2 separate regions of the Mus musculus genome follow, and region 2 is linked to region 1. Evidence: chromatin contacts called from ENCODE Hi-C data. All regions are on one chromosome and are shown on one strand. The core of a region is the stretch at or near the end of the contact, and the rest is flanking DNA. Distances in the headings are between cores, read along the strand shown.

Region 1 (3,358 bases), core at 614-3,113:
TCCTGACACAATAAACAGCAGGAAAACCCCCTCTAATTATTAATATAAGAAATTACCAGGACTACTCTTTGGTGAATAGTCCGACAGGCCTGCACCTGCACAAATCAAAACTTCAAAATCATTTGTAATACCCTATTAAAAAAGAAAACTGTAGCCACTCTCTTCTTAAATATGACATAAAAAAGTCCCTGACAGAAGTGTGGACCCTGAGGAATATGTTTGCATCTTCTAGAAGCTTTTCTTACATTACTGTACCAAGCTGGAGCAGCTGTTTTTCATAGGGATACCATAGTGCTGGCAGGACACTGAGATGTCCCGAGCTGCTGCTTTTGTAACAGATCTCTCTTCTTCTCAAGTGAGTTCCTTGCCCAGACATTAGAGCTCACCCAATTATGGCTCTTACGTAATTTGCCAGGGCATACTAAAATAGAAAGTGGTTAAGAAAAGTTAAATCAGACGTTTATTACTCAAAAACTAATGACTAACATTAGGTGTTCTGCCCTTTTGTGGTTGCAAAGATACAAATTCTAGGACAGTTGTTTATTCATGGGCAGAGGTAGGAGAAGTATGCTGAATTTCAGAAGATTTCCATTCATCCCCACCCCTCTTTAGAGTTTTCAAACAGCACTTGAAATAAAGTGTAAATATGTACAAGGGCTCATATGGTTAAACTTTCTATCCCTTTAATATTACTCTAATTTTTCAATTGCATTCTAAATTTTTTATCTTAGAAAGATGCGTGAAATTTTATTTCATAAAATAAGTCACATAGCCCCCAACTCTTTCTCTCCAGACCCCCTTTTTCTCTCTTTCTCTCCTAAAGCAGAGCATTGTTTAAGGCTCACCTTAAGGTCCTTAGCCTAGAGTTACTGTTTCTAATGTCTCGAGTAAAGTGAAGAACAGTCATTTTGCTATTACTGCCATGTATAAATTTTAACTCTTTCCATTATCATATAAAGAGTCATCCTAATCCAAAATGTCTTTAAGACCTGCAGCTGTTTCCTTTGTGTGAAAAGGAGACACAAAGACAATCTTGGGGTTCAAGAGGTCTAAAATGTTTTATGGGTGCTGCCTTAGCTGGTTTATAGCACGTGGTCATCTTAAAGAAGATGGTGGTGCAGTCACATGGTGGCTACTATTTAGAAACATCTATTTTACTTAACAAGAGTTGAATATATATACATACATATTCATATATTCAATATGCATACATATATATACACACACATATACATACATATGTATGTGTGTGTGTGTTTTCCCTAAACATGTTGAATCCGAGCTACACATATAGTATCACAGAGAAAATTAAGATTACCTAGGTATAGTCTTGTTTTTTGTTTTTTGTTTTTTTTTTTAACGTATTAGCTTTTGGTTGCAAATTTTAAGCTAACTTTTGTTCCAAATTTTACAGAGTTTATATAATAGTTTTAAAATAATTTTTGAGAGCAAAGAGCAAAAAGCATAGAGATAAAAGATTTTCTAGAGTGGAAAGTAGAAAAAGCTTAGAGATAAGAGACTTTTGTCGAATATTTGCTTGTATGATGGCAAATGTTTTACAATATGTGGGAATTTGCAAATTGATTTGGCGCTACTGCACTAAACTAAGGTCACCTTTTTCAGCCAGACATCATGGCTTCATACAGTCTCTGGCTCCAAAGAGGAAAAGAGAAAAAGGAAAAATCAGGAACTCCACCAGAGGGAGGGTTCTAATTAGGAGGAAGCTGACAGACAGGAGGGACAGGGCTGCAAACAGGAACTCCACCCCAGAGGATGTCTGTATCACAGAGGTCAGGGAAGGTAAAGGAAGAAACAACGGGTTCTAGCAAGCTATGGAGAGAGACCACGCAGGCAGCTTCTAGCAGAGAGGAGGAAGCTCGGAGGGAGCCGAGAACATGCAGTGAAGGAGAAAGGCGTGAGGGAGAGGATAAGTGTTCTGTGCAACAAGAGCTTCAATCTGGGGCATGCTCAAATGCACTGAGAGATTTGTCAGAGAGAGAGATATCTCCAGTCACAGAGGAGAGGCATCCATTTTCTATATGACAGGGGCCCAGGAGGCTGAGAAGAATGGTTTTATAGTAATAGTAAGCTCCAGCAAGTCAACAGAGACAAAGCAGATAGTGCTGCAGTTAAATTTACTCAATAGAAGAGGACTGAGGAGGTGGAGGGAGAGAGAGCCTTTATTTGTGAAGGGCACCCAGGAGGGGGAAGCAGGCTCCAGGAGCCAGAGAGCTGCCCCGAATACCACAGCAGAAGTACAGAAGGTGAAAGGAAGAAGCAAGGAAGAGGAAGACTCTAGAATTAAATAAATAAAAACAAAACAGATACATGCGTATCTTAGGAGAGTCAAGTCTGCAGCTTCGTTTGCTTAGGAAAGGCAAGACCCCTTGAAAGGGAGGGATCCATTTGTGCTCCCACCCAGAGCTTTCAGGACCAGATGTATAAACTGAGGGTTTAGGCACTAGATTTATAAACTAAAGACTTGACTACTCCGAAGTGTTGTTGATGGAAAGACTTTAATTGTAGATACGAAGAAGGACACAGCCAAAGGCATCTGAAAGAGTCCAGACCACAAGAGGAACAGAGAGGGAGAGAGGGAAGCTGAAAGAGGGAAGCCCAGGAGTTGGAGTTTAAAGCAGGAGGTAGGATCAGAAGCGCTGAAAAGAGCCATGAATAGTTGTGCTGCTATACTGAAAGAGCCTAAAGGCCAGCACTGGTTTTGGTTGGTCAACAGTCAACACCCATTGGCCATTTGTCCCTTGACATTGACAGGAAATGGCTCCTTTGGTAGAGAGAATGAGCGCCATATTTTGGGAGAATGGAGCTTCCTAAAACCTGATACTATAAAGAGAAATGACTTTGCTACCCCTGCCACGTATAAATTTCAATTCTCTCCATTACGAACAGATACACTTTTAAAAAACAAAATTATGGGACTCAATGATTCTGTGTTTGTATCCATGCTCAGTAAAAGAAGCTAAAGTTTGTGATTCATTGAGATGACAGTAGAGACTGGCAATACTTTATTACCAATTTTCTAAATTTTCCTTGCCTACCAAAATAGAATTGGAATGAATTCCTCAGAATTTTCAAAATGTGCTCTACTATGAGCCTATGAGGTGGGGGTGGGAAGGGACAGACATTCAGCTCGCCTCGTGCAACTGTGTGCTATTTCTCATTGCTTCCAATTACGATGCCAACACCTCATTGGTCAATTTGCTTTTCTGGCTCTCACATATACTCTGTAACGCCCTGAAGTGTGTAAGGGTGTTTTCTTGGAGACTGTCATGGTGCTCATGCCTGGCCCATGCTTAACAGTATGCTATAAAAGCAAAACAATATCGACAAGAGCTAAAGG
Region 2 (3,358 bases), core at 418-2,917, about 92 Mb before region 1:
TGCAGACCAGGATGACCTAGAACTCAGAGGTGAGATTAAAGGCCTGAGAAGATTTCTTGAATGACATTTGGAAGGAAGGAATGATTTACCATCGTTTCTTCCTGTAAATCATCTAAGATTGAAGTGAGGGGCTGCGGGGCTGGAGAGCTCAGTGGTTAGGAGGCCCTGCTGCTCTTGCAGAGAACTCAGGTTTCACTCTGAGTGCCCACGGAGCAACTGGCAACTCCAGCCACAGGGATCCCACGGCTGTCGCTGACTTTCCCCTGAGACAAGGTTTCTCTGTGTAGCCCTGGTTGTCCTGGAACTTGCTCTGTAGACCAGATTAGCCTCGAACTCACAGAGATCCATCTGCCTCTGCCTCTGCCTCTGCCTCTGCCTCTGCCTCTGCCTCTGCCTCTGCCTCTGCCTCTGCCTCTGCCTCTGCCTCTGCCTCTGCCTCTGCCTCCCGAGTACAAGAGTCCATCTTCTTATCAGTATACTGTGTTTCCTAACCACGTCTAAAACTGAGCATTATCTTTGAATAGAAAGGTTAACGATGAACTCTTTGTGGGCAGTGTGTCTGCAGGAAATCATCACTGCAGCAGTGTAAGGAAGCCTGGAAGCCACATACTATAAAAATAAGAATTAATTCTGGGTGTGATAATTCCTTGTGAGGATCTTCCTTTCTGGATTTGTTGTTGTTTTGTTGTTTTGTTTTTTTCTGTTTCAAAGCTGGGATCTAATGGGGCTTGTACATGCTGCTTAGCCAGTGAGCTCTCGAGATCTACCTGTCTCCTTTCCCCTCGTGCAAGGGTTATACGCACACGTCACCACACCTGGCTTTTATGTGGGGGCTGGGATCCAAACCCAAGCCTGTACAACAAGCACTGGACTCCTGAGGCCCTCCCCGTTTTCTTTCCCTTTCCCTTTCCCTTTCCCTTTCCCTTTCCCTTTCCCTTTCCCTTTCCCTTTCCCTTTCCCTTTCCCTTTCCCTCTTTCTTTCTTTCTTTCTTTCTTTCTTTCTTTCTTTCTTTCTTTCTTTCTTTCTTTCTTTCTTCCTTCCTTCCTTCCTTCCTTCCTTCCTTCCTTTCCTTCCTTCCTTCCTTCCTTCCTTTCTTAATTTCTTAATTTATTTTTTTTTAAGATTTATTTATTTAGTGCTTGTGAGTACACTGTAGCTGTCTTCAGACACACCAGCAGAGGGCATCAGATCCCATTACAGATGGTTGTGAGCCACCATGTGGTTGCTGGGAATTGAACTCAGGACCTCTGGAAGAGCAGTCAGTGCTCTTAACCACTGAGCCACACCCCCACACCTGTTTTTTTTTAATAATGGGAAGATTTTCTTCCTTCATATGTGTGTGGTGCAGGTGCTGGGGATTGAACCTGGATCCTCTAGAAGAGCAGCAGGCTCTCTTAGCCGCTGAGCCCTCCATGTTTCTAAACTCTTCTGTACCGACATCTGACCCTTGGCTTAGTTACAGCAGATGTGTAACCACATTTCATGGATGGACGTTATGTTTCCTCAATGAGATGAAGGCTTGGGTCAGTTCTTTCCTAACAGCATGGACATTTCCTACCTCTGAGGGGCTTCTTGTTGACTGTGCTGTTGTCACTAGAGGGCAGCACGCCTCCTCCCCAGTCTGTGCTGTTGAGTCACTAGAGGGCAGCACGCCTCCTCCCCAGTCCAGAGAGCAGTGGCTCGTCAGTGCCGCTCTGTGCTGCTGGCTGGACTGGGCTTAACCCGAAGCACACTTATGGCACATTTGAGAGAGGCCTTGAAAGGGTGTTCACAAAACACTGAATAGTAGTGAAACTTTCCGTTATTGTGGAAGGTCTTCCACTTCCTTGTGTCTAGATATTTGGGACAGTATTTATTTATATTTTCTGTTTTTCAGATTGGTAGCAATCATGATTTTGTAATTGTGAAAAGAACATTTTTGAGCTATGTCTCCCTGTGTATCTAGTGCTGGCTTTGAACTTTCTTTAGCTCAGGCTGGCTCAGTCTTCCAAATGCTTCAATTACAAGTGTGTGCCACAGTGTCTGGCCAGCTGTTATAATGTTTTGTTTGTTTGTTCAAGACAGGGTTTTTCTGTGTAGCTCTGGCTATTCTAGAGCTCACTCTGTAGCCCAAACTGGCCTTGAACTCATAGATCTGCTGGCCTCTGCCTACCGAGGGCTGGGATTAAAGGCATTAGGTATTTAAAAAAATATTTGTACTCACACATATGTGTGTACAAGTTGTATGTGTGTATGTGGGTGCGTGTGCATGTGGGTGCATGTGTATGTGGGTGCATGTGTATGTGGGTGTGTGTGGGTGCGTGTGTATGTATGTGTGTGCGTGCGTGTGCATGTGGGTGCATGTGTATGTGGGTGCGTGTGTATGTGTGTGCTTGTATATGTGGGTGCGTGTGTATGTGTGTGCTTGTGTATGTGGGTGCGTGTGTATGTGGGTGCGTGTGTATGTGGGTGCGTGTGTATGTGTGTGCTTGTGTATGTGGGTGCGTGTGTATGTGGGTGCGTGTGTATGTGGGTGCGTGTGTATGTGGGTGCGTGTGTATGTGTGTGCTTGTGTATGTGGGTGTGTGTATGTGGGTGCGTGTGTATGTGGGTGCATGTGTATGTGGGTGTGTGTGTATGTGGGTGCATGTGTATGTGGGTGCGTGTGTATGTGTGTGTGTGTGTATGTGGGTGCGTGTGTATGTGGGTGCTTGTGTATGTGGGTGCGTGTGTATGTGGGTGTGTGCATGTGGGTGCGTGTGTATGTGGGTGCGTGTGTATGTGGGTGCATGTGTATGTCGGTGTGTGTATGTAGGTGTGTGTATGTAGGTGCGTGTGTATGTGGGTGCGTGTGTATGTGGGTGCGTGTGTTTGTAGGGCAGGAGCGGCATCAGGTCTAGAGCTGAAGTTTAGGCAGCTGTGGGCCGCTTGACTGTAGAGTTGGGAAACAGATTGGGTCATCTGGATGAGAGCGAGAACATTTAACTGCTGAAACATTTCCCCATCCTTCTTATGTATTTTTAAAACTTAATTAAAAAAATATTGCAAAAACTTATTTCCCAATGTGCAGTTGGCCAAACCTTTTGAGTGTGGCTACAGTTGTACGTAGACACAGCTAGTGTAGTTTAGTAGTTATGAACATGAGCTTTGGAGCAGAACAAGCATAGGTTAATATCCCGCCTCTACCCACCTTCCTACCTCCGAGGCCTTTCCTTAGACAACTTAGTTTATATATAAGATGTAGGATTAGCCTGGAACGGCTAATTAGCCTGGAATGCCAGCCTGGGCGGCCACAGCAGGAAGAGACCACAATGCCAAGGCCTGCCTGGGCTTCCGTAGTAAGTTCAGGAACAGACTGGTCATCTTTGTGTTCCCTGG

The links. Hi-C counts contacts between places; a loop is a spot of excess contacts on that map.
Region 2: a map of T-helper 2 cell shows a loop between it and region 1 (129-fold over the local background). The contact joins two enhancer-like sites. A Hi-C loop is called at or near these places in 3 of 37 maps with a recorded cell type or tissue (T-helper 17 cell and T-helper 2 cell).

The regions. Positions count from the first base shown.
Region 1 is chr3:60,579,361-60,582,718 of GRCm38, reverse strand. All of the region lies in intron 2 of Mbnl1 (muscleblind like splicing factor 1), which reads right to left. Among named protein-coding and RNA genes, the nearest start is that of Mbnl1, 80 kb to the right of the region's middle. Within about 2 kb of position 1,863, at least 1 of the 3 ENCODE cell types and tissues checked has a DNase peak (open chromatin) inside an H3K27ac peak, as active enhancers do.
Region 2 is chr3:152,314,105-152,317,462 of GRCm38, reverse strand. All of the region lies in intron 7 of Miga1 (mitoguardin 1), which reads left to right. Among named protein-coding and RNA genes, the nearest start is that of Miga1, 25 kb to the left of the region's middle. Within about 2 kb of position 1,667, at least 1 of the 3 ENCODE cell types and tissues checked has a DNase peak (open chromatin) inside an H3K27ac peak, as active enhancers do.